2 separate regions of the Homo sapiens genome follow, and region 2 is linked to region 1. A link is an interaction called in ENCODE POLR2A ChIA-PET data of the cell type or tissue named here. Cell type or tissue: A673. All regions are shown on one strand. Links, peaks and the distances in the headings refer to the core of each region. The heading gives the core; the rest is flanking DNA.

Region 1 (16,507 bases), core at 3,714-11,713:
GGTATTTTCCAAGTTTTTGACAAAATACATACATTACTATTAAAATAATTTAAACACACACACACACACACACACACACACACACACACACACACACACACGAGCCAAGACCAAGTAGTTTAAAAATCTTTCAGGGACACTCTTGTGCATGATGCCAAATCTCCCTTAGTCTTTCCAGAGTACATGGGATTCGTACTTAAATGTCCATGAGCTCCTATTATTTCCATCTTTCTTCCCCAAGTTTCAATTAACTGAGATTTGATTGCAAGATGCGGTTGCTCCTGAGAGGCAGAAGTGTACCTCCCCCAGTCCTGGTGCCAGTTCCTCCTCCTCTAAATTAATACGTCAGGGACAAATCTAAAATCTGAAGGCAACAGTACCTTAGCGCTGCCGCACCTGACGTTTGATTTGGCCCTTCCCCTCCATTCTGTTCACAACCATGAGCAGGAGGACAGGGACCAGGTCTGCCCAACTTGCCTCAATGTTCAGCCATCCCTCAGTTAACTATGCAGCCAACAAATAATGAATTGCCGGAAAACACCTTCATGTGCAAGGATGGCCATTTTGATAACTAGTGTGTACTTGCATATGTGTATTGATTTTTACAATATCTCTATTTCTTGGTGTCTAAAATGACATCACCAGTGAATGTTACAGCTTTCCTTAGAGTAAATGACTTTATCACAGTCCTTTCTTCCTTTGGAAGGGAGAGAGCTATATAACAGCAGGGGCCACTACGGGAAAGAGGGTGTAAGAGCAATGGAAGGTGTGAGGAGTAACCAAAGCTCTGGGCCATTAGATACTCTAAACCACATCTTCAACTAGGACAGGTGCTGTTTTAGGACCAAAGACCAGATGCTTTCCCTTCTCTTCCCCTTAAATGTAAGACCTGAAATCATATAAACTCTAGAAGAAAACCTAGACAGTACCATTCAGGACATAGGCATGGGCAAAGACTTTATGATGAAAACACCAAACGCAATGGCAACAAAAGCCAAAATTGACAAATGGGATCTAATTAAACTAAAGAGTTTCTGCATAGCAAAAGAAACTATCATCAGAGTGAGCAGGCAACCTACAGAATGCGAGAAAATTTCTGCAATCTATCCATCTGACAAAGGGCTAATATCCAGAATCTACAAAGAACTTAAATTTACAAGAAAAAAACAAACGACCCCATCAAAAAGTGGGCAAAGGATATGAACAGACACTTCTCAAAAGAAGACATTTATGCGGCCAACAAACATGAAAAAAAGCTCATCATTATTGGTCATTGGAGAAATGTAAATCAAAACCACAATGAGATACCATCTCACACCAGTTTAAATGGCAATCATTAAAAAGTCAGGAAGCAACAGATGCTGGAGAGGATGTGGAGAAATAGGAACACTTTTACACTGTTGGTGGGAGTGTACATTAGTTTAACCTTTGTGGAAGATAGTGTGGCAATTCCTCAAGGATCTAGAACCAGAAATACCATTTGACCCAGCAATCCCATTACTGGGTATATACCCAAAGGATTAGAAATCATTCTACTATAAAGACATATGCACACGTATGTTTATTACAGCATCATTCTCAATAGCAAAGACTTGGAATCAATCCAAATGTCCATCAATGATGGACTGAATTAAGAAAATGTGACACATATATGCCATGGAATACTATGCAGCCATAAAAAAGGATGAGTTCATGTCCTTTGCAGGGACATGGATGACGCTGGAAACCGTCATTCTCAGCAAACTAACACAGGAACAGAAAACCAAATATTGCATATTCTCTCACTCATCAGTGGGAATTGACCAATGAGAACACGTGGACACAGGGAAGGGAACTTTCACACATCGGGGCCTGTTGGGGTGGGGGGGCTGGGGGAGGGATAGCATTAGGAGAAATACCTAATGTAGATGATGGGTTGATGGGTGTAGCAAAGCACCATGGCACGTGTATACCTATGTAACAAACCTGCACATTCTGCACATGTATCCCAGAACTTAAAGTATAATGAAAAGAAAGATAAAACACAGGGTCAGTCTCTAGTAACTCACGATTGTGCCATATTTAAAGAATGAGTGCAGATACAAAGTATGGGGTCCTCAATCTAGAGACCTCATCATGTTAAAAATTCACATAAATTCTGCCTATTCTTACGGGAATTTCTATGTGTGATCCTAATACCTTTTAGAAAAAAAAGGTCCCATGACCAAACTGAAAATACCAGGTGTTTCTCTCTAGAGTCCTTTTGACCTCTGCCAATATACATCTATGTTCTCTGCCCCTAGTGATTTTAATTGCACATTCTCTTGAATAAACATAGTCCACATAGATGTCGCTAATGGCAACTCCAGCAAAATTGCAGGCTAATGAATTTCTAACAAAATTACTTATATTGAAAGCCTAAAACTATTTTTTAACTCTTCACTGTTCCTGGGAGCCACAGTAGATTTCCTTAGGGCCCAGGAGATGTGAGAAGAGAGGTCACTGCAGGTATGCAAATCAGGCTCCCTGTTTAAGTAAGACTAGCTCACTGCCTAGTGACCCTGCTCATGGGGCTCAGTGTCCTCACCTAAAAAACAATGCACATTTAGCAACTCCAACATCATCCTCTCTTGCCAAGAAATTATATAAATATTTGTCATCTTGATTAAGTAACTATTGACAGAGCAGGAGTATCGCCATCTTGGACAAGCACTGTCATTCTAAAGTTCACCTTGATTAAAAACCGCCTAAATCTAAAGGGCATCAGCCTAATGGCTAAGGTCAGCATGACCATAAAAAACAAATAACATCTCCAACCAAAAACACTCCAAACCCCTCCCTGACCTGAGACATGCCAGCCCTGAGATAACGTCCCCTTCGGCCAGAGAGATGTCAGCCCCAAGATAACCTCCCATCTGACCAGAGACATTCCAACCCTGCTATAAACTTCTCCCCAACATACAAACATTCCAAGCTTGTGATAAGCCCCCTACCCTGAAACTAATATATACTCTTAGTCTATAAAAGATAATGCTCCTCACCAAAATTGGCCAGGAGCCCCTCTCAGGCTTATTTCTCTAAAATAAACCCATCTTTAACTGTTAAGCTGCATTTCATGTTTCTTTCCTCTTTCTTTAACTCTTACAACTATAATTTATTTCACTGAATCACTGTACAACTACTGTGCCCCTGAACATTATCTTAATAAAGTTGAAGAATCATATACAGGCAAATTTGGTATCATCCTGTATGCTACCTAATTCAACTAAATGCTCATCATGGCCAGGCACGGTGGCTCACGCCTATAATCCCAGCACTTTGGGAGGCTGAGGCGGGTGGATCACGAGGTCAGGAGATTGAGACCATCCTGGCTAACACGGTGAAATCCCGTCTCTACTAAAAATACAAAAACTTAGCTGGGCATGGTGGCGGGTGCCTGTAGTCCCAGCTACTCGGGAGGCTGAGGCAGGAGAATGGCATGAACCTGGGAGGCAGAGTTTGCAGTGAGCCGAGGTCGCGCCACTGCACTCCAGCCTGGGCGACAGAGCAAGACTCCGTCTCAAAAAAGAAATGCTCATCATTTGCAAAAATTCTGATCGCTAAATTTGCTTTCAGGCTTAGTTTGGAGGTCAAATAAGATTTTTCTCCTTTAGAATGAGTTTATATATAATAAGCTGAAAACACACAGTAGAATAAATTCTACTCCAAATTTCTAAAGTTCTCAAAATAATACCCAGGTCATCTTCTGTACTCTAAAGAGATGGGTCCAAAACAAGAAACTGACTAATCAAAATTTTAAAACTCTACAATTTAAGTCCTCTGAACAGCTCATGGCATCTGAGAGCAGAAGTAGAGCTGGCAGTCACATGGTCCAAGTCCATCTCTTCCTTTGGAAAATAGACCAGGGAAGATGAGGCAGCTCACCCACAGTCATACACTGGCCAAGTCCAGAGAGACAGCAAGGTAGGGCTATGCTCCCCTCCTAGGTGACACCCAATGAGACCAATGTGCCAGCTTGCTGTTCTTGAAATCTTTAAACTACTCCTCATTCACTTCTTTTTTTTTTTTTTTCTTTTGAGATGGAGTCTCGCTCTGTTGCCAGGCTGGAGTGCAGTGGTGCAATCTTGGCTTACTGCAACCTCCATCTCCCAGGTTCAAGCAATTCTCCTGCCTCAGTCTCCCGAGTATCTGGGACTATAGGCGTGCGCCACCACGCCCAGCTAATTTTCGTATTTTTAGTAGAGATGGGGTTTCACTACGTTGGCCAGGATGGTCTCGATCTCTTGACCTCGTGATCCGCCTGCCTCGGTCATTCACTTATTATTAAATGATAGTTTTACTTATCTCTTCAGAAGCTATGTCTATGTAATTGTAAGACATCTGCTTTTTATAGTTGATGCAGAAAAAATATAGTCAAATCTCCTAAGCAGTCTTAGCCACTGGCTGAGAACGGCTGCCGAGAGACTCAGCCAGAGTAATGTGGAAGTTGCATTTTCTGCCTGGAGGCTAAGGGATTATCCACTAAGCAAGCCTACAACCTGGGGGAAAAAATGTAAAAAAAAGGGCACATCTTGTGGAAGTGTTGGCACACTAACCTGAGTAGTTAGGTCTGTGGTAATTGTGAGGTGGTTTTCTGAAAAGGAAACAAAATGATTCACTAAAAGGCATGACACAGTATGGGATGGTGCCAAGTATCATGTCACAGAAAGTGAAAATGTAACAGATCAAAGAAGGCTCCACTCCAAAGTGGAGAAATTGCAGGAAAAAGGCTCTTGCTTCCACCCTGTGTGGCTCTGACCTCATTTTGTGCTTTTAACAACCACAGGCCAACCCAATTCTAAAACTGTGCACGCAACGAAGTCCTGATGCAAAAAAACAAAAACAGAAAAGCAAAACACCTCCTGGCTAAGAGGAAAGAGTGGAGAATACAAAAGGGGTGGCAAGAAGAGAAGCATCTACCTGCCCGTCTGCAGCATTCTGAGACATGACAGCTGGGTCCCTGGGAAAACAGAGTATTCCAGATATAAGTCCTGGCTTAGCTTATCCCTGTCACACACAACCCTCCACCTCATCTAGCTTGCTCTTAAAAAACAAAGTGGAGTACTGAGATGATGGTCTGAGGCTTAGGGCCTGTCTCATTTCCAGAGACAGACTTTCCATCTCTTCCTGCCCCACGGTGCACGGGGGCTACATCAGCACTGGGAGGCGGTGGGGAGAGGTGGAAGGCAGGGGCGGCAGGGTAACTGAAGGGACGAGAGAGCTGCACTGGCTTTTTTTTGGGGGTTTTTTTTTTTTGAGACAGGGTCTCACTATGTTGCCCAGGCTGGAATGCAGTGGCTAGTCACAGGTGAAATCCCACTACTGAACAGTGCAGGAGTTTTGACCTGCTCCGTTTCTGACCTGGGCCAGTTCACTCCTCCTTAGGCAACCTGGTGGTCCCCTGCTTTTGGTGGTAGTGGGGGGAATCCCCATATTGATGCAGATACCCAATTGGCATAGCACACTATAGCCCAGAACTCTCTAGCTCAAGCAATTGCACTGTTTAAAAAGCCCCACATGGCCAGGGTGATTTTAACGTCTCCTCCTACCCGGTAAGAAACACTGTTCCCACTCACTGGTAGAGCTCTTGGGTCCAGCTGTACTTGATATGATATGTAGGTCAGGTGGGAAGTAGCCTCCCAGGCCCAGCCCCTGAGTATCTGTTAACCAACAGTTCCAACACTGCCAAGCTCAGATTGAACACACACTGTCAGTTATCCTTCAACTCTCTAAAGGGACCAGTGGTTTGCTTAAATAGAAAACAAAAGGCTTTTGCTTTTGAGGCAGCATTAGCATAATGACATTTAAAAAGAAAGGAAGAGGCCTGGCAAGGTGGCTCATGCCTGTAATCCCAGCACTTTGGGAGGCCTAGGTGGCCGGATCACCCAAGGTCAGGAGTTTGAGACCAGCCTGGGCATCATGGTGAAACCTCATCTCTACAAAAAATACAAAAAAAAAAAAAAAAAAATTAGCTGGGTGTGGTGGTGGGCGCCTGTAATCCCAGCTACGCCGGAGGCTGAGGCAGGAGAATCGTTTGAACTCAGGAGGTGGAGGTTGCAATGAGCTGAGATCGTGCCACTGCACTCCAGCCTGGGCTACAGAATGATACTCTGTCTCAATAAGTAAATAAATAAATAAATATTAAAACTAAAAAAATAAAAAAGGAAGAAAGAACACATACCTGAAGGAAGCGATTATTGCTGTAACTTCATCATCTGGATAAAACTGTGTAATTGCATGATGTGCCCCAAGCAATTCCTTCCCATCTTTCCACCAAGAAATTGTGGTGTCCTGGTATATATTAGGTACACTGATTGAGCAATTAAATTTGACACCTTTATGTTCAGAAAGTATTATGTGTCCAACTGTGTGTTTGAAGGCAAGAGGCGGTAGGGGCTTTGATTCGACAGAGGTCACCTGGGGAATGGCTACGTTTCCTGTATGTGGTCTTCCAGGCTGGGTTGGTGAAAACATCAAGGCAGGCTGGTACCCACTGGCGTGAGGAAGGGATAACAGCGGTGTGTGGTCAGTTTGCAGGCTCCCTGGAAAAGGTCCCGGGAATAGCGGGTAAGGCTTGGCTTCTTCCCTTGCCTCAGTGATAGCTGTAAAACAGAACATCCAAATTTTAGCCTTTTAAATAAGAAGAGTTTCCCAAGTAGGTTCCCAACTTCTTAGGCCAAGAAGAGAGAGCACTGGGGTGTCCTCTGTGCCCCAGGAAAAGATAAGCAGAATTCATTAACACACACATCTGGACATATTCTTATTCACCAGTTCATTCGTTTGTAAACTCGCCTCTGGAAGAGTCCTGAAGAAATGTAACCACCCCCACCAAAAATAAAAATTTTCTTATTACTGACTCATTCCAAGTCCTTCATGCCCAACTCAGCAGTATAAGAAGAAGGTGATGACACAGCAGGGCTCAAGGTCACTTTTCTTGGCCAGGCGCGGTGGCTCACACCTGTAATCTTGGCACTTTGGGAGGTCGAGACAGGAGGATCACCTGAGGTCAGGAGTTTGAGACAAGCCTGGCCAACATGGCAAAAACCTGTCTCTACTAAAAATACAAAAATTAGCTGGGCATGGTGGCACATTCCCGTAATCCCAGCTACTCAGGAGGTTGAAGCAGGAGAACAGCTTGAACCTGGGAGGCGGAGGTTACAGTGAGCCAAGGTAGCACCACAGCACTCCAGCCTGGGTGACAGAGAGAGACCCTGTCTCAAAATAAATAACTTTTCTTACTGTCTGCTCTGTCAGAGACTATGCTGCAAATTTGGCTGATAGTCTTTAAAAAGCTGATTGAGGTTCGAAAAAAAAAAACCACCCCAAAAATTAGCCAGATGTGTTGGCATGCATCTGTAGTCCCAGCTATTTGGGGGGCTGAGGAAGGAGGATCGCTTGAGCCCAGGAGATCAAGGCTGTGGTGAGCCAAGATTGTGCCACTGCACTCCAGCCTGGGTGACAGAGTGAGACCCTGTCTCAAAAAAAAAAAAAAAAAAAAAAAAAAAGCTGCTCATGGCCACAAAGAGATGAGTTTACAATTTTTGTGCCTTAACAACAAAAAAAGTGTTCTTAAGTTACCAGCTATAGAATACTGAAGCTTCCAGGAAAATGCTTGCTTGCTGGAATAAACCTGGAAATGTTTTTATTTCATCTGGTCCACAAGTATTTTAGATGGTTTCTGAGCAAGGGAAGGCTCATAATAGCTGTACTTTTAGCTTTCTGAGTGGCATTTTTGGACACAGATTCTACACTGGTTGTTATCTATTCAAATACGTTGGGAGGGAGTGAGTGAGACAGGTGGGTGAGAGAGATATAGGCCTAGCAGTCTACATTATGGGTTGGTGACTGGGGGTACACAGTGGGGGCTCCATCCTTGCTCAAGGGCTGGCCTCCTGCCATGCTCAGGACATCATGCCCTCCTGGGCTCCTGAGTGTGTGTGTGCAGGGAGTAGGGTGTTCTTTGCTCAGAGTTGTGCCCGATTTAGCAAATAACACAGGATGCCCAGTTAAGCTTGAATTTCAGATGAACAACAAATAATTGTTTTTTAAACAAACAGGGCCTTCTTGCTCTGTCACCCAGGCTGGAGAGCAGTGGTACAGTAACTCACTGCAACTTCAATCTCCTAGGCTCAAGCGATCCTCCTACCTCAGCCTCCCGAGTAGGTTGTACTATAGGCTCGTGCTACCATGTCCAGCTAGTTTAAAATTTTTTCTTGTAGGGAGGGAGTCTGGCTATGTATGTGCCCAGGCTGGAATTTTTTAAATTTAAGTATTCAGTTAAGTATTTAATTGGCTAATGGGAGATATAAGTAGGAAATCGTGGGGCAGAAGGGAGGGGATCTGGGAATTTTTCCTCTAGGTTCCTCTCTGCCAAGCCACTCTGGACAGCACATATGCCTCAACTGAAGGGCATACCCCTGTCTGGGAGCCCTTGCCATGCAGCTCCCTCTCCCATTCCAGCAACTGCTCCCTCCCAGGCCCCTTTGATGTTGGGGGCCAACTCTCATGGCTGTTGCCTTTGGGAACTGCCTCCTTAGTGAGTCAGGATCAATGCCAGATAGAAGAGAAGAGATTTTCCTACAAGGATACAGGAAGACTTTTCCTTATCCTGAGGTCTTGGTGAGTGTGGGAGTGTAGGGCCTTCTGTGTGCTTTAGGGGAGGGCTATGTGGGTCAGCTGTGGGCTGGCCTGGAGCCCAGCTGTCCAGACAGATGAATGTGCCATCATGGGAGTGTTCACTTATGCTAGGGAGTGAAGATCAGGATGACAACAGACAGGGACCATTGCCTCTCCAGTCACTCACAGCCCACATGCCAGGCAAACCTTCACAAGGGTGGACCTATGCTCTTGGTAGGAGGAGGGGGCTCCCCTTCCTCTGATGTGTGGATGCTTTCTGCAGCAATGCATGTTCTGGCTGTTTGTCTCATACCTGCAGAGCTCCCTCAAGGGTGCTCTACTTACTCATGTAGGCTTTGTTTTTGTTTGCTTTCTGAGATGGAGTCTCGCTCTGTCACCAGGCTGGAGTGGAGTGCAGTGGCGCAATCTCAGTTCTCTGCAACCTCTGCCTCCCAGGTTCAAGTGATTTTCCTGCCTCAGCCTCCTGAGTAGCTGGGACTACAGGTGCGCGCCACCATGCCCGGCTAATCTGTGTATTTTTAGTAGAGACGGGGTTTCACCATGTTAGCCAGGATGGTCTTCATCTCTTGACCTTGTGATCCACCTGCCTCGGCCTCCCAAAGTGCTGGGATTACAGGCGTGAGCCACCACACTTGGCCCTTTATTCATGTACTTTGAAGCCTTGACAATTCACCTTTGCCACTTGGGTGGGCACACTCATCTGTGGTTCTTCCTATTCACTGAGCTACAGAGGACTCAGGAGTTAGGGGTTTAATCCAAATCACTTTTTTCCCCCATTTAAATATAGGTCCCTTTCTTAGAAGGCAAAAATGGGAAGTGGGAGAAGCAAATTATACCTTCATTGGTTTAATTTATTTAAGAATATTTTAAATTTTTAATTAGGAACTTAACAAATTTGTTGTGAAAAAATTCAAATATTTATTGAAGCATATACAATATAAAATGAAAGTCTGGGGCTGGGCGCAGTGGCTCACGCCTGTAATCCCAGCACTTTGGGAGGCCAAGGCAGGCGGATCACGAGGTCAGGAGATCGAGACCATCCTGGCTAACACGGTGAAACCCCATCTCTACTAAAAATACAAAAAATTAGCCGGGCATGGTGGCAGACACGGGTAGTCCCAGCTACTCAGGAGGCTGAGGCAGGAGAATGGCAGAACCCGGGAGGCGGAGCTTGCAGTGAGCCGAGATCGCGCCACTGTACTCTAGCCTGGGGGACAGAGCGAGACTCTGTCTCAGAAAAAAAAAAAAATTAAAAAAAATAATAATAAAGTCTGTTTTGTAAGCCCAACCCTGCAAGATAATAACCTCTGATTACAATTTGGGGTATAATCTTCAGTTTTCCATGAGCCAAGCTGTTCACCAAACAAAGTGTTAACTTGGTTAGGGGCAAGGCCACCCACTAAAGTGACATCACTGAAGTCCGGGAGCCACGAAACCTACCCTGAAATCACTCAACACTCTAGATGGTTTAAAAGATATCTGGGCCAGGCGCGGTGGCTCACGCCTGTAATCCCAGCACTTTGGGAGGCTGAGGTGGGTGGATCACCTGAGGTCAGGAGTTCGAGACAAGCCTGGCCAACATGGTGAAACCCCGTCTCTACTAAAAATACGAAAATTTAGCCAAGCGTAGTGGTGGGTGCCTGTAATCCCAGCTACTCAGGAGGCTGAGACAGGAGAATCGCTTGAACCCGGGAGGCAGAGGTTGCAGTAAGCCAAGATCTCACCATTGCACTCCAGCCTGGGCAACAAGAGCGAAAATCCATCTCAAAAAAAAAAAAAAAAAAAAAAAAAATATATATATATATATATCTGATCTGTACAATTTGATTTACCAGAAGTTGATAGAATGATTTGATTGCCAACAGATATTTATATAGCACCTCCTGGGTTCAAGATTTGCTACGACAGTCAAATGGGATAAAGAAAGAGACTTATTTCAGGAACAGAGCCACAGTGGGTCCCAGGAGCTAAAGGGGAGATGGACATGGCTAACTGGGGGTGGGGAGGGGAGGCTGCCCATAGCATCAGGGAGGCCTTCTCTGACTAACCTCCTATAGTTAGCACCCCCAGGTTAGGTGCTAGGACCCTTTTGTAATACATCTTACGATTACTCATCCAGTTCTTTCTCCACTGCCGGACTGAAAGCTCCATGATACCTACCACCTACACTACAGCCAGTATGTAGGAGGTGCTCAAAATAGGTTTGTTGAATGAGTGAGTAAAGGATGGATCTGAGGGATGGAGAAGGTGCCTGGGGCTGCCAGGGTCAAAGGTGGTGGGAAACTGAAGAGACAGGAAGTAGCCCAACCAGTTTGGGAACAGCAATTTAGCTGAAGAGTAGAGCTACTCTGCTAGAACAAAAATGGGAGATAAACCAAAATTAAGGTGAATGTGGAGAGCCCTGAATCCCAGTCGAGGCAGGAGAAGTTCCTGGAAGGCTTCTGAGCAAGGGAGAGCAAGGCTCAGAGCTAGGCTTGATGAGGGGGATTCTGGCACCAGCAACTGGCTGAGTAGGAGGAAGAAGAGCAGGAAGTGGGAACCTTCCAGGAAGGCAGTGAAGACCTGACTACAGGGGCAGTCAGTGAAGAGTAGGAAGGATACAGGAGACCAAGAAGAGGGGGCTGACAGCAACAGCATCCTCACTACCACCAGTGTTCCACAAAGGAAAGTCAGTCTGACACCAGATATTGAGGAAAGATGCGATCCTGGCATAAAGGAGAGTTCTCAGGAGTGGACAGCTGGTGGCTCGAGGCTGCTCAGGCTCAGTTTGCTCACAGGGAAAGTGGGGATGGCAACCATGGTGCCTCATAGGGTTGCCAACGGGAATAAAGGAGTTATTACTGTCTGGATCACAGTAAGCACTCAATGTTAGCTATTATTTTAATTATTTTCTCATTTTATTATGAGTTAGTAAAAATCTTCCATGGTCTAACCCTTGAGAACTGTTGGGACTGAGGCTGGACCCCCACGTGGCTGGTGAGATTGGTGAGGCTCGTACTGCACAATTTTAGTGGGGTGGTATTGCCATTCACATCGTTGTTGGCTGTATAAATTGTTCTCTAGAGCTGTGCAATGCATAACCTCACCAGCCCTGTGTGGGGGCACTGGGTGATTATACAAAATGTGAAGAAAAAAAAGCCAAAACAAAAACCATTCCAAGGTTTTGGACCCAAGGGTTTGGGCAATGATGAATTAGAAATTATATTTTAAGTTGCTAAATTTTTCATTGTTTCTATTACTTTGGTTGTATAACGTATCTTTTCCCCCTGTTTTTCCCCCACAGAAGTGGAATACTCTCAAAATTATTTTTGGGTAGTGATTGCAGATGAATTCAGACTGAAAGGCTTACCCACATCAAAGACTTAATGCAAATGTGGTCCTTTCTACACAGCACATGGAAAAGTGGGGTGCCTCTGGTTGTAATTTGGGTGGAATTCACAAGAAATCTCCACCTTATCCCTCCCACCTTCTTCCAGGATTGCTTCCTCATGTGGACTGGATAAACAGCTGGAGTGGAATTTTAACTTCACATAAACGAGTGCTGCTAAGCTGCCTTGGATCACTAGCCTCCCACTCAGGTCCCAGAGTAGCCGCCCAGCTGCTCCAGCAGCTGCATTTACCAACTCCAGGGGCCACTCCATCCAGTCCTGGACTTGTGTGGTGCAGCACCCCTGCACTGTGCCCATGTGTTTCCAATCACCATGCAGCCCTTGACCAGAGCCCTAGCGTCCGCTTCTTAAAGTCAGGGCTTTTGTCTCCATCATCTTTCTTCAGCACCCAGTACAGGACAGGCCCAAGGGACCTGATTAGTGAATGTTTATTCACATACTGCCCATTTTTCTGTGTGAGTTTGCCCTGTTTTTCTGAACATACTTGTCTGTAACTTCCTTGAAGGCTGGAGGTGGCATCATCTGAACCCATCATGATGATTGGCATGGAGTCACATGCAGCAAACATTTACAGAATAAACGGGTGTGACGTGCAGAGGTCCTGAAGGGTGAGCAGGGAAGAGAGGTGGTCCAGGCAAGGACACTGCTGTGGCTGGAGACAGAACTTGGAGAGGCTGTCAGCATGCCTATGACACACAATTACAGTGGCTCAGACATTTAGGGACTTTGTGAATAGTCTCTTAGACTCAAAATTCGTTCATTAGGGCAAGCCAGTAAAGAATGTTATTTTCCATGTGATCAACTAGTGCATCCTACCCTCAAATCCATGAATCCTTGCTGAGCACTTGTCAAATGCAGTGTGCAAAGGCAGAAGGGCTGGTGGGCAGTGCTGCTCAGAGGTTAGCTAGCAGCTTTGCAGTCAGAGGGCTGAGGCCCACCCAGTCCCTCACCACCTCAAGGTATGGCCTCAGGAAAGCTCTATAACTTCTTTGAACTCTTGTGAGGACAAGAGGATCTCAGCAGTAGGAGCTGATAGGCATCGAGTCCACCAGCACACTCCAAAAATATTGGCTGACATGGCTGTTACTGGCTTGCATCTGAACCCTGGCCTGCTGGCCACCTAAAGTAGGAATTTCTAAAGCCAGGTCTGGGCCCTGCGGGGATAAGGGCTGAGTTTAATTAGTGATGTCTGCCTTGGACAATGCATGGGGAAGGGCAATACTAGAGTAATATAATTGCCAGCCATGAGTGAGAGGAAAAAATATACATCGGGCTTGGGATGCGAAGGGCTCTTAGCTCTAAGGCATCTCTCAATCTCTCCAGGGATGGTCTCCACCAGCCTTTCCTAACATGAGCTCCTTTGATTTTCTTGAAGCTTGGTGATCACAGCCCAAGGTGATCACCGAGGTGACTAAAGAAAGCAGCAGCAACTGAAATTGCAGGTCCCATGATAGTGGGTGGGGATGTGGCAGCAAGCAGCCTCCCTGGCCCTGGAGTCCCTCCATGCTGTGGGAAGAGGGTTGAGCAGGGCAGGTGGCAGCCCTGTGGGACTGAGGGTGCTGGCTGGTGAACCCTGTTCAGTTCCACCCCACCCCAGCTACCCCAGGATGCTGTGTGCCATCAGCCTGCTTTATGATCCCAGGCACCTGGGAAGAGAGAGGAATAGCTCCTCTACCAGAGTTACAGTAATGGCAGGAGTGAGTGCCAGCCTGTGGGACCCATTACTCCTGCTCTTTCTATTCCTTCCCCAACAATAAAATGGGCAGAAGCATCAGCTGAGCTCTCTAAAGTTCAGCCTCAAACTCAAGAGGCCCAGGCTAGGCGTGGTGGCTCCCAGCACTTTGGGAGGCCGAAGCGGGAGGATTGCTTGAGCCCAGGAGTTCAAGATCAGCCTGGGCAACAGAGTGAGACAAGTCTCTACCAAAAATAGAAATAAAAGAAAAACGAGGCCCAGAGGAGGCTGCAAAAGAGTGAGGGCTTATCTTTCAGTTCCTAGAGGTTCTTTGCTTCCCAACTCAAGCACACATGAACATATGGCACATAAATGCATGGCCAAGAGGATGCACCTTATTCCAGAGGTATGCTGTTTCCTCACCAGTCTTGCTGTCTGCTGAAGGTATTTGCTATCAAACAGCCCTACAGCCCTTCTGCAGGTGGGTTTGTGATTTAGAGAAAGGCTTTTTTTTTTTTTTTGAGATCGCGTCTTAGTCTGTCACAGCCCAGGCTGGAGTGCAGTGGTGTGATCTCAGCTCACTGCAAACCTCGCCTCCAGGGTTCAAGCAATTCTCCTGCCTCAGCCTCCTGAGTAGCAGGGACTACAGGCAGGTACCACCATGCCCAGCTAATTTTTGTATTTTTAGTAAAGACCGAGTTTCACCATGTTGGTCAGGCTGGTGTCGAACTCCTAACCTCAGGTGATCTGCCCGCCTTCACCTCCCAAAGTTCAGAGAAAGGCTTTTGCATCTGGAATCCTGTAAATGCTGGTATCCCTGTTTCCCTACCCTCTCTAGGAGAAAACGCAGAACCTAGACCAGTGCCCCCACCCCACATTCTGTGTGCACACACCAGGCTGATATTTGAATCATGTCCTGAGCAGCTGCCCTGTCACCCAGGTTAAGGACTCCCACCCCACTCCCTTTACCCCCACAGCTAGCTGAGGCCAAACATAGCACAAAAGGAAATTTTCTACTTAGTACTATTTATGCAATACCCAAAGGATTCCTGATTGATAAAGTGTAGTGGCCAGTCGCAGTGGCTCACGCCTGTAATCCCAGCACTTTGGGAGGCCGAGGCGGGCAGATCACCTGAGGTCAGGAGTTCAAGACCAGCCTGGCCAACATGGCAAAACCCTGTCTCTACTAAAAAATACAAAAAGTAGCCAGGCCTGGTGGCAGGCGCCTGTAATCCCAGCTACTCGGGAGGGTGAGGCAGGGAGAATTGCTTGAACCCGGGAGGCAGAAGTTGCAGTGAGCTGAGATCACGCCACTGCACTCCAGCGTAGGCAACACAGTGAGACTCTGTTTCGGAAAATAAATAAATAAATAAATAAAATAAAGAGTAGCAACACTTCATTAGAAGAAAAACAAACAAACAGAGTAGCAACACTTCATTAGAAGAAAAAGAAAAAAAAAAAACAACCTTCAATCAGAACTCACTTGACCTGATGGATCAGTCCTAAATTGCAAATGGTAATTATTAACTTCACTGGAGTGACCCTTGGGCCACTTGGAGAATGTTAAAGGAGGAAGAGGCGATCACGCCACCCATTTGCCCTAAGTGTAGCAAAGCCCTGCAAGAGAAAGCGGGTGGCTGGCTCTGAGTCAGTGCTGGAGAGAACAGGCCTGGCGCTTGCAGGAAGGAAAGGAAGTAAATGGCTGGGCAGTGTGTGCCCCAAGAGGTCACAGCCCAGCCACAGGAGGAGAAAAGCCCAAGTGCCAGTGAAAGCCCAGAAATGCCTGCACGGTGGAAGGAACGTGAAGTTGCCTGTAAAACACGGTGTTGGCATTGGGTTGCCAGATAAAAAACAGTACAGCCCTTTACACCTGAATTTCAGATAAGCAACCAATATGGGAACACCCCGGATTTACTTAGAGGAACAAATATAACTTAGTATCATTTAGTCAAAACCAGCTGGAGCCACAGCACTAGGGATTTCATTGTTGCCCTTCCCACAGGCTGCTTCTTGGGGCTTAGAGCAGCATGGAGAGTGGGTCTGGAGGGGCAAACAGGGACCTGGCACACCAGGAAAGCTATCCAACCTCTCTGAACCAAGGCTTGCAGCATGAAGGGGCTGAGACATCTGAGCAAAAGCACAAGGGGCTTGCTTATCAGTGGGGTGACCTTCCTACTGCCCCTGGCCCAATACATTCCTTTTGGCTCAAAAAAAAAAAAAAAAAGAAAAGAAAAAGAAAAAACATCAAAAAACAAAATGAGCAGAGGTACCTCTCTGCTTGGCCTTGAACACACATGTTAGCAGGGCAAGCCCCAAGGGCCCCAAAGGGCTTTAGGTACCCTCTCATCATCCCTTTCAGCCTGTCCCCCACTTTTTCACTGGGGCATTTGCCTTTTTCTTGGTGGTGCTTTGCAAAAGAAGCTTCCCAAACAGACTGCAATGTCCATGTCCCTACCATGGGGGGCACCAATGCAACCAGAAAAGAGCCTTCCAGAATCTGACCTCGACTTTTCACTATCTTCTTCCAACTCTCCCACTATGCTGTCAAACCCAGCGGAACATCAGAATCTTCCAGGAAATGTTTTTAAGCTTCTGATGCCCATGTCCCACCCAGGGCTTGAATTTATTGGCTCAGGGTGCAGCTTGGGCACTGGGATTTAAAAAAAAATCTCCTCTTATGATTCTAATGTGCAGCCAGGGTCAGACCCCTACTTTAGGGAATAGATTCAGTGGCACAGATCACTCTAAGGTGGGCCAGGGGGCTGCGGAAGGCCAGGGATGGGGGGCACTG
Region 2 (12,026 bases), core at 4,027-12,026, 100 kb before region 1:
AGATTATTATTGGCTGTACAGAAACCTAAAGAGGTGGCAGTCTTACACTGCCGGGGTCATCAGAAAAGAAAGGAAAGGGAAATAGAAGGGAACCGCCAAGTGGATATTGAAGCCGAAAGAGCCACAAGGCGGGACCCTCCATTAGAAATGCTTATAGAAGTATCCCTAGTATGGGGTAGTCCCCTCTGGGAAACCAAGCCCCACTACTCAGCAGGAGAAATAGATGGGTTTCACTCGCATCCACCTCTGTGGGAAGAGACCACCAAACAGGCTTGGTGTGAGCAACAAGGCTATTTATTTCACCTGGGTGCAGGCGGGCTGAATCCGAAAAGAGAGTCAGCGAAGGGAGATGGGGTGGGGCCGTTTTATAAGATTTGGGTAGGTAAAGGAAAATTACAGTCAAAGGGGGGTTGTTCTCCGGCGGGCAGGGGTGGGGGTCACAAGGTGCTCAGTGGGGGAGCTTTTGAGCCAGGATGAGCCAGGAGAAGGAATTTCACAAGGTAATGTCATCAGTTAAGGCAGAGACAGGCCATTTTCACTTCTTTTGTGGTGGAATGTCATCAGTTAAGGCAGGAACAGGCCATTTTCACTTCTGTGATTCTTCACTTGCTTCAGGCCATTTGGATGTATACGTGCAGGTCACAGGAGATACGATGGCTTAGCTTGGGCTCAGAGGCCTGACAATGGGGAACCTCATGAGGACATAGTTTCCTCCCCTCAGGATGGTTAGCCACCAAAGAAGGAAAAATACTTTTGCCTGCAGCTAACCAATGGAAATTACTTAAAACTCTTCACCAAACCTTTCACTTAGGCATTGATAGCACTCATCAGATGGCTGAATCTTTATTTACTGGACCAGGCCTTTTCAAAACTAACAAGCAGATAGTCAGGGCCTGTGAAGTGTGCCAAAGAAATAATCCCCTGCACTGCAGGCCATACATTTCAATCCCTGTATCTTTTTAACCTCCTTGTTAAGTTTGTCTCTTCCAGAATCGAAGCTGTAAAACTACAAATCGTTCTTCAAATGGAGCCCCAGGTGCAGTCGAGGACTAAGATCTACCGCAGCCCCCTGGACCAGCCTGCTAGCCCATGCTTCGATGTTGATGACATCAAAGGCACCCCTCCCGAGGAAATCTCAACTGCATGACCCCTACTGCGCCCTAGTTCAGAAGGAAGCAGTTAGAGCAGTCGCTGGCCCGCCTCCCCAACAGCACTTGGGTTTTCCTGTTGAGAGGAGGGACTGAGAGACAGGACTAGCTGCGTTTCCTAGGCCGGCTAAGAATCCCTAAGCCTAGCTGGGAAGGTGACTGTATCCACCTTTAAACACAGGGCTTGCAACTTAGCTCACACCCGACCAATCAGGTAGTAAAGAGAGCTCACTAAAATGCTAATTAGGCAAAAACAGGAGGTAAAGAAATAGCTAATATCTATCACCTGAGAGTACAGGGGGAGGGACAATGATTGGGATAGAAACCCAGGCATTCGAGCCGGCAACGGCAACCCCCTTTGGGTCTCCTTCCATTTTATGGGAGCTCTGTTTTCACTCTATTAAATCTTGCACCTGCAAAAAAAAAAAAAAAAAAAAAACGTTGACATAAAAAATTCTTTCAATCTACAATACTATACCCAGCAGAAATATCTTTCTAAAGCAAAGGAGACAGTGATGTCAACAAAATGGCAGACTAGAAAACTCGAAGGATTGTTCTTCACTTCAGAACATTGAAAAAACAAGCAGGAACTGTCTGAACAAACTTTGTTGGTGCTCTGGAAAACAACCCAGTGTTAACAGCAACCAAGCAAATGCCCAGTCAAGAAAAAGACATCTTGGCTGGACATGGTGGCTCACGCCTGTAATCCTAGCACTTTGGGAGGCCAATATGGGAGGATCACTTGAGGCCAGGAGTTCAAGATCAGCCTGGTCAACATAGTGAGACCCTATCTCATTTTAAAAAAGAAAAGAAATGAAATGAAATCTTCAAAGTGGTTGAAAAGTTTTGTAGTGATTTTATCTTTGCCCAGCATGACCCCACCCCCACCCACTGCTGCAGTGGCAGTCTCAGTCTTGAAACTGCAGAAGCTGGATTCCCAGTTCTCTCTCTCTCAAAGCAGAGGGGACAGAGCAGAGTTTATTTACAAATTATTATGTACACCTGTTCTAACTTCTCCACGGGATATCTGAAGGGTGAACACAAGGTGCTTCTCTCTGTCTTCCCTAACTTGGAACTCAGGAAGAAAAATGGTGGGTATCACTCATAAAAACTGCCAGGTGACTACAGACCCATGGATGCCTAAGGCAAGAGATTCTGGGTAGAGACGTACGATAGACCATCAAAGGCCTAAAGGAGAATCTGGGGTGAGATGTTTTTGGGAACTTAGGACATGCAAAAGCAGCCATGTATACCAAGGAATTTAGAAAGCCACAAACACACCCAGGCAAAATCTATGCTTAGAAAAGACTTGAGAAGATACTAAGTGTTCACTGAAGGCTGACCCTAGGCTCAGGGTGAGCCTTGCTAAGTGCTGAAGGTGCGTCCCAGCATAGAGCTAACTTGCAAAGATTGGGAGAGGTGGTTGGTTTTTAGTTTTGTTGTTTATTTTGAGTTTTATTTGTTTGTTTCAGCTCCAAGTATTAAATGAACTCTCTGTCAAAACATATAAATTCAGTTTTGTGAGAGTTTTTATTATGAATGAATGCTGATTTTTACAGATATTTTTTCTGTGTCTACTGAGATAATCATGTGGGTTCTTCTCCCCTTTATGCTATTTGTTTGGTGTGAGTCATTATTTTTTACAATGATTTAATTAAGATATAATTCACACATACCATAAAATTCACTCTTTTTTATTTGTGGTAAAATATACACAACATAACATTTATCATCTTAGCCATTTTTAAGTGTACGGTTTTATAGCATTAAGGAAATTCACATTGTTGTGCAACGATTACCACTATCCATCTCCAGAACTTTTTCATCTTCCCCAGCTAAAACTCTATACTCAGTAAACATTAAGTCCCCATTCCTTCCTCCCCACAGCCCCTGGCAGTCACCATTCTGCTGTCTCTATAAATCTAATTACTCTGTGAACCTCATATAAGTTGAATATCATACAATATTTACTCTTTCCTGACTGGCTTCTTTCACTTAGCATACTATCTTCAAGGTTCATCCATGTTGTAGCATGTGTCAGAATTTCCTTCCTCTTTAAGGCTGAATAATATTCCATTGTACATATATACCACATTTTGTTTTATCCATTCATCTATTGATGAACATTTAGTTCCTTTCTATCTTTTGGCTATTGTGAATAGTGCTGCTATGAACATTTATGTACAAGTTTTTATTTAAAGACGTGCTTCAATTCTTCTGGCTATGTAACTAACAGTGGAATTGCTGGGTCATATGGTAATTCTATGTTTAACTTTTTGAGGAACCGCCAAACTGTTTTGCAAAGCAGCTGTACCATTTTACATTCCCATCAGCTGCCTTAATAAAATAGCATAGACTAGGTGGTGTAAACAACAGAAATACAGTTCTGGAGACTGAAAATCTAAGATCAAGGTGCCAGCAAGGTTGGTGTCTGGTGAGGGTTCTCTCCTTGGATTGCAGATGGCCACCTTCTCAATGTGTGCTCTCATGACCTATTCTTTGTGCATGCATGCAGAAAGAATGCAATTGAGCTCTTTGGTGTTTCTTCCTATTAAGGACACTAATCCTATCAGATTGGAGCCCCACCCTTTTGACCTCATTTAACATTAATTATTTATTTAGAGGTCCCATCTAATAAAAATACAGCTGGGATTCAGAGCTTCAACGTATGAATTTTAGAATTTAGAATAATTGGAACCCTCATTCACAGCTGAATTATGAACTGAATGTTTATAATTCAGCCATGAATGAGGGTTCCAATTATTCTACCTCCTTTCCAACCCTTGTTGTTGCCTGTCTTTTAGATTATATCCATCCTAGTGGGTGTGAAGTGGTATCTTGTGGTTATAATTTGAATTTCCCTAATGACTAATGATGTTGAACATCTTTTCATGTGCTTATTGGCAACTTATAAACCTTCTTAGGAGAAATGTATATTTGAATCCTTTGCCTATTTTTAAATTGAGTTATTTGTCCTTTCATTGTTGAGTTGCAAGTGTTCTTTATATATTCAGGATATACATCTCTTTTTTTTTTTTTTTTTTTTGAGACAGAGTCTCACTCTGTCATCAGGCTAGAGTGCTGTGGCGCGATCTCGGCTCACTGCAACCTCCAGCTCCCTGGTTGAAGGGATTCTCCTGCCTCTGCCTCCCGAGTAGCTAGGATTACAGGCATGCTCCACCACACCCAGCTAATTTTTTTGCAGGATATACATCTCTTTTTATCTAGCGTGACAACCTTTGTCTTTTTACCGGAATGATTAATCCATTTACACTTACTGAATTATTTACTCCTGGATAAACAAGAAACTTCCTGAACTTGCACTGTATTCTGCAAGCCACAGAAAGCAAAATGTAGAAATCATACTGGCTCAAGATGTTTAAGCACAACCTCTGACCAATCAATCGGCTTATTACTAAGCTACGTTGATCCAGGGGTGCCTTGTTGAAAGTCAGGCTTCAACATTTAAAAAAGTATAATTTTTAAAAAGCAACTGAGCAGAGACATTAGTGCTCAAACACTACAGGAGAAACACCATCTATAGAATTAATTCAGGCAAATTGCTAAACAAACACACAGTGATAATAACCACCTCTGGGAGAGGGGTACTTTAGAATCCAGAGTTTCTGAAATCTATGATCTGAAATATCCAGTTTCAATAAAAACATACAAAATATGCAAGTAAACAAGAAAGTTATCTCATGGAGGAAAAAAGCCAATAGAAACTGTCTCTGGCGAGGCCTAGATATTGAACTTAGCAGATAAATGCAGTATGTGCTGCATAGCAAGGTTTTGGCCAAAGTCAAACCACATATCCAACTGTGTTCTGATAAGATTGTAATACAGTATTTTTACTGTCATTTTTCTATGTATAGGTATATAAATACTTGCCATTGTGTTACAATTGTCTTTAGTATTCAGTAGAGTACACATGCTGTACAGGTTTCTATAGGAGCAATAGGCCTAGGAGCAATAGGCTATACCATATAGCCCAAGTGTGTAGTCGGCTATGCCATCTAGGTTTGTGTAAGTACACTCTATGATGTTCTCACAATGATGGAATCGCCTAACAATGCATTTCTTAGAATGTATACCTATCGTTAAGTGACACATGACTGTACTTCATTATAGAAAAGCATCTATTGGTAGGCCGGGTGCGGTGGCTCATGCCTATAATCCCAGCACTTTGGGAGGCTGAGGCAGGTGGATCACCTGGAGTCGGGAGTTCGAGAGCAGCCTGACGGACATGGAGAAACCCCAGCCCCACTAAAAATACAAAATTAGCCAGGTGTGGTGGCACATGCCTGTAATCCCAGCTACTCGGGAGGCTGAGGCAGGAGAATCGCTTGAACCTGGGAGGTGGAGGTTGTGGTGAGGCAAGATTGCACCACTGCACTCCAGCCTGGGCGACAAGGGTGAAACTCCATCTCAAAAAAAAAAAAAAGAAAAAAAGCAAAAGCATCTATTTGCAAATATGTTTGGAAAACTAAAGAACACCACGTTGTATATTTTTGAATTTAAAATTAAACAGAGAATATCAATTAAGAGATAGAAGTGATTAAAATAACTGAATGGAATTTCTGGAGTTGAAAAAGTACAATAACTGAAATGAAAAACTCACTAGAGGGCCTCAATAGTAGCTGTGAGCTGAGAGAAGAAGAATTAGCAAACTTGAAGATAGATCGTTAGAGATAATCTAGTATGAAGTATGGATGAAAAAACTGGCGAATTACACATTTTTATGATGAGAAACTATGTTTGTTAAAACAAGCCATTACTACTTGTGGAGTTAAATCAGCAGCCTGCATCCCCTTGAACTGCTCAGACTGTGGTATAATGGGATTTTGATTTTTAAGCCCCAGCTGATGGCCCTTTAATTTTAAGTCATGTGGGGCCGGGCCTTGGAGCTTGCTTCCAGGAAAGGCATTCTGTCCCTTTTCTGGAGGTTTCTTGTAGAGTCTCTAAATAGCATCTACAGGTGTGGCTGCTCTGCTTCACTATGCTACGAATGGACTTCAACAAAATGTGGAAGTCAGAGTATTCTGAAGAATATTCTTTAAAAGAAAATGATGGCTGGGTGTGGTGGCTCATGCCTATAATCCCAGCACTTTGGGAGGCCGAGGTGGGCAGATCACGAGGTCAGGAGTTCGAGACCAGCCTGGCCAATATGGTGAAACCCCGTCTCTACTAAAAATACAAAAATCAGCTGGGCGTAGTGGTGTATGCCTGTAGTCCCAGCTACTTGGGAGGCTGAGGCAGAAGAATCGCTTGAACCTAGGAGGCAGAGGTTGCAGTGAGCCGAGATCGTGCCTCTACACTCCAGCCTGGGCAACAGAGCGAGACTCCATCTCAAAAAAAAAAAAAAAGAAGACTATAGTTAAAAGAAAATGATTCATCCAAAGCCACCTGTTCCCTCCTTTGGACTGTTATTCAAGACAGCAAGGACTAGACTGCCTTTCTACACTTGATCTTAGCCAAAAGGCCAAGAAGTGATAAGGCCTAGACTGCCTTTCTTTGCAAGATCCCAATGCCCAGAACAGGGCCTTCCTCTCAGTGAATATTTGCAAATGGATGAGTGGGTTATAGGTGACCTCATATGATTGTTGTTCGAAAACACTTTCTTCATTAGAATGTTTAAGTGTATAGTCTCAATAAATCTATTAATTAACAGTTATCATGTCCTTAAGGAATAGAAAGAGTTAATAGATATAATTCTCTGGTTTCTCTTTCATATATCTATCCATGGAATCCCATTTAAATAAGAGAGATTGTATGTAAAAATATTCTAAAATAGTGGTCCACAGGTTACAGTTTCTAGAAGTAATTATTACATTTATTTATTTTGAGACAGGGTCTCTGTTGCCCAGGCTGAAGTGCAGTGGCATGATTATGACTCACTGCTGCCTCGACCTCTGTGGCTCAAGTGATCCTCCCACCTCAGCCTCTGAAGTTGCTGAGACTGCAGGCATGTGGCACCATGCCCAGCTAATTTTTGTGTTTTTTGTAGAGATGGGATTGCACCATGTTGCCCAGACTGGTCTTGAACTCCTGGGCTCAAGCAATCCTCCCACCTCTGCCTTCCAAAGTGCTGATATTACAGGCATGAGCCACCATGCCCAGAATTATTGCATTTAAATAACAAAAAATTAAGTAATTATATATGCCTTTTAAAGTTAAATAGAATGGGAGTTTTGCTGCTATTCTCACTTAGAGCTTTAAAAGAAAGAAAATAAAATCTAAGGATAGGAACATTGTGCATCATTGAAACATTTATTAAAGAAAACAAAACTTCCCATTTTCTCATTTGTCACTCAGTTACTAAACATCTTTAGAGAAGTTAAGTTGCTGTTGTAGCTAGTTTATTATTGGGTCAGTTACTTTCCCACGGACTCAGCAGAAGTTCCAACTTGCTTTTGCCATTGACCAGGAAAAGTTACAAAAGTCTTGACTTTCATGAATCAGAACTGGTCTGGCTAGAATCAGCCTGCTCTGTAAAAGAAGAGACTGTGGTTTGGCCCATTTCCCAGGTGGGGAACCTCTGCTAGGTCTGGCAGACATGGAGGCAGAGAGGGAATATCCCCTTCCTGGGATAGCATTCTGACCCACCACATGTCCCCAAATGCTCCTGGTAAAGCAAGCCACCATTGCTTGTCATAACCCACATATTGGGGAGAGGCGCAATGAGGCTTGTATCATCAGTAGCTAAACCCCAGGATAGACAAGAGGAAGGTAGTTCCAGCTCCTGAGCCCAGTGGCTGTTTGAGGTGAGGACTGAGGGCCTCCTCCTTCACTCTGAACTTCCCCAACTGTGCGTTTCTGGCTAAGGCGAAATACTATCTCTTTCTCTTTTCAAATTATGAATGACTGTGTTTATTTTGGAGGGAGTTGATGAAACAATCAGGGAAAATGTTTCTTTTTCTTTTTTTTTTTGAGATGGAGTCTTGCTCTGTTGCCCCATCTAGAGTGCCATGGTGTGATTACAGCCCAGTGCAGCCTTGAGCTTTGAGGCTCAAGTGATCCTCCCACCTCAGCTTCCTGAGCAGCTGGGACCACAATTGCATGCCACCATCCCTGGCTAATTTCTTTTTTATTTTTTATAGAGACAGGGTCTCCCTATGTTGCCCAGGCTGGTCTTGAACTACTAGGTTCAAGCAATCCTCTCTCCTCGGCCATCAAAAGTGTTGGGATTACAGGCGTGAGCCACCACGCCTGGCTGAAAATATTTTGAATATGACAAATGTTGCTGGGTTTGCACTGCATAAGGAATGATGCCACAAATTGAGAACAGCCTCTTGTGAGTATAATATTCTTTCGAAGACCTTGCCTCCTCCCCTTCTTACACAGGGTGTTGCAGAAAAAGGCATTGGTATGTTTACTGAACACTTGAGAAAACTGGGGCTCAAGGAAAGTCAAGTGACCTGCCCACGATTGCCCAAGGACATCTGGCAGGGTGAGCTCCTATCCAGCCCACCTCTGACCATATGGCCTGGCTCACCATGAAGAGTGCTTTGGTGTCTTTTTTTTTTTGTTTTCCAAGAGTTGCCCTGACGCTTGATTCTCATTTCTACTCATTAAGAAAAGCAACAGAAAGGAAAAAAAAAACAACACAAAAGAAAGAAAATCCTCACAAGGGAGGGCAAGTCTCAACGTGCCAGTCACGAGTGCTTCTGGCATATGTCTGTTTCCTTGTCCTTTCGACCTCCTGATCCTGAGCCCCAGCACGGTTAAGACAATTAACCCGACTTGTTTCTTCCTGTTTCCTCTCTCCCTTTTTTTTGCCTACAAGAGCCACTTACAAAAGTAATTTGAGTTTCTATGAAAGAGAATTTGAAACGCTGTTTTCAGTTTATGCTCAGAAGACAGTATGAGAGTTTGCCAATGACTGGATCATCTGAAAGTTAGTTCTTTCCAAATTTTCAAATATTCAGATGTGGCTAAGAAGAACACCAACATTCTCAGTGCGGAGATTTAAATGTGAAGAACAATGGTAGCCCAGCTTCATTCTCATTCATCACACCACTTTTAACCAACACTTGGGTGCATCACGCTGTGTGCTGAAGTGAATTTCTCTGCTACGTTTCTTGATGTCTCAAGAAAAGCCAGAAGCCACAGCTGGCTCAGCTTTCTACACTCTCCTGCGGCAGAACTGGCCCGGGCTCCCCAGCCCTGCTCAGACCACACAGAAGATACTGGACAGGATTTAGAGGGCTGTGGGGTGTTTGATGAACTATTCATTGTACATTTTTTACATTATGCTGTTAAAATTAGAAATATAAAATACAAAGTACTGTATATGAGCATAGATATTTAATATTAAGTTTATATTAAACTTCCAAATAACATTTTTCAATGTTTATAATTACTTATTTTGCTCATAGATATGAGCATACCTTTCTATTTTGGGGTGGGTTTTTTTTGTTTGAACTAGTCACCATCAGGTTCTGATCAAGACTTTAATGATCAGTTCTTCAACTTCCTGCTACTTACCATCGATAAGAAACTGTTTATACAAGTAGGTGATAAATTTTTTTATTTTTTAATGACCAAAAATTTTCAACAGTGTAAGTTATCTTTATAGGAGCTACAGCTTTTTTTCTTTCACGAATAAAATGTAATGGTGGCATTTTACAGATTCTTTTCAAACCCTCAGAACTTTTTTTTTTAATTTTTAGAGACACAGTCTCCCTCTGTCACCCAGGCTAGAGTGCAGTGGCACAATCACAGCTCATTGTAACCTCAAACTCCTGGGCTCAAGTGATCCTCCTGCCTCAGCCTCCAGAGTAGCTAGGACTACAGGCACACACCACCATTTCTGGCTAATTTTTTCTTGTAGATATAGGGTCTCACTATGTCGTCCAGGCTGGTCTTGAACTCCTGAGCTCAAGTGATCCTCCTGCCTTGCCTCCTGAAGTGTTGGGATTACAGTTGTGAATCCCCACATCTGGCCAGAACTTTTTCATATGGAGCATTTCACAGTAACAGAGGAGCCGGCTCACCCTGGAGATTGGGTGCCTGGGTGGGCAGCTGGGACCAGAACCTGGGTGAGAGCCACACTGTTGGACCCCATGTAGATTCTGATTCTTGAAGACTGTGGGAGAGGCCTAGGCGAGGCTGCTTACTGGTGGGGAGTAAACAGGCCTGAAGATGCCAGTGGCTCTGGGCCTGCTCAGCTGCCCCGAAGGCTGGGAAATCAACAATTCAACTGACTGCATAATTCTGCTGCCCTTACTAGCAGCATAAGTTAGGCTCTTCCTGCCTCAGTCTGCCCATCTGTGAAGTGGAGATAATAGTAGTACCTATCTGGTAGTGTCGTTATGAAAATTAAATGAGTGCCATGCCTGGCACAGAGTAAGAGATATATGTTTATTAAATAAAGTAAAAATGTTGAGAAGCTCTGGAGTAGATTTCTAATATGGTTTTGATCTGTGTCCCCACCCAAACTTCTTGTTCAGTTGTAATCTCCAGCGTTGAAGGTGGGGTCTGGAGGGAGGTGATTGGATCATGGGGGTGGATTTCTCATGAATGATTTGGTATCTGCCCCTTGGTGCTGTTCTCGTGATACCGAGTGAGTTCTTGTGAGATCTGGTCGTTGAAAAGTGTGGAGTACCTCCCCTCTCCCTCTTGCTCCTGCTCCTGCATGTGAGACATCTGCTCCCCTTTTGCCTTCTGCCATGATGGCAAGCTTCCTGAGGCCTCCCCAGAAGCTGAGCAGATGCCAGCACTGTGCCTCCTATATAACCTGCAGAATTGTGAGCCAATTAAACTACTTTATAAATTACACAGTCCCAAGTATTTCTTTATAGCAATACAAGAATGGACTAATACAACCCCCAAATCACAGGCATAGAACTAGCCAGAATCAGATGTTCTAAATTCTGGCTCCCCCACTGTTTAGATGTGGGCTACAAGCAGGTTACTCAGTCTCTCTAAGCCTGGATTTCTTGGCTCATACATGATGATGGCATTTGTACCATGTTATAATGACATACAGATTAAATAAGATGGTTCACATAAAGTTCCTGAAACAAGTACTCTACAAATGATAGCTATTACGAAGTGGCAGAGGCAGAACGTGAGCTCAGCTATGCCCTGCCCCACTGCCCATGCCTACCTCCCATGAGCTACCCCTCCCAAACAGAAAAGTGCTTCACCTGCCAGATTCTCTTCTTCAGCTGATTTTAAATCTTTCCATTCACACAGTATTTTTCAATCCTTCAATATTCTTTATTCCTTATCTACAGACCCTGGTGTGGTTTTTCCATATCTCTATAAAGCAATGCCAAGAATGGTCAGAGCAATTGCCCCAAGGACCAGGCATTAAGGGAATTCCTTTGCAAAGGCCACAAGGCCGCTGCCGACCACTGTCTTTCAAGTCTCAAGTAAGTTCAACATATCCTTCCTTATTCATATTTTATTAGGAAGCCATATCAGAAAATTAATCAGTTATACAACTTTAAACATTGAATGAATCATTCTTATCAAATACATCAAGACCAGAAGCCAAGTCAAATATGGCATTTCATTTTACAAATATTTTTACATTTAATAGTCATGAAAAAGAAAAGAACTTGAAAAAACAACTTCAACTCTGTACAAATGTTAATATCAAGGAGCAGCTGAAGCTTAATTTTAAGATATGCAAGATAAGTGAAATGAAATAAGTAATGTTTTATTAAAATATCCTTGTCTTTTTCCATGATATACACATATTTTTTCTCTTTAAATAAATATATATTATGTATTTTTAATGACAGCTTACTTAACAACATTCATCTGGTGCTTTGGGGCCATGGAGTTCACTTGGTAAGGAAGACAAATACCAAAAACATCAGGTACAATTGGATTCTCCTACAGCAGAAGAATTGGCTTGATTTTTGG

The links. ChIA-PET counts read pairs that join two places held together with the same protein. Peaks named below come from ENCODE experiments on the same cell type or tissue, not always from the same donor. Only the 100,000 strongest peaks of a DNase experiment are listed, where the experiment ranks them.
Region 2: POLR2A ChIA-PET joins it to region 1 with 11 read pairs; 5 of 35 experiments call an interaction of 5 or more read pairs at or near these places.

Annotation. Positions count from the first base shown.
Region 1 is chr2:111,919,233-111,935,739 of GRCh38, reverse strand. MERTK (MER proto-oncogene, tyrosine kinase) reads right to left here. Exons shown (of 19, transcript NM_006343.3): 2 at 6,200-6,620. It also overlaps the pseudogene RN7SL297P. Among named protein-coding and RNA genes, the nearest start is that of MERTK, 29 kb to the right of the region's middle. In A673, for the core only: no CTCF peak of the experiment used is centred there; a DNase peak (open chromatin) is centred at 4,719.
Region 2 is chr2:112,028,886-112,040,911 of GRCh38, reverse strand. MERTK (MER proto-oncogene, tyrosine kinase) reads right to left here. Exons shown (of 19, transcript NM_006343.3): 19 at 11,351-12,026. Among named protein-coding and RNA genes, the nearest start is that of TMEM87B, 20 kb to the left of the region's middle. In A673, for the core only: a CTCF peak has its summit at 8,088; a DNase peak (open chromatin) is centred at 8,831; H3K27ac peaks cover 1,958 bases.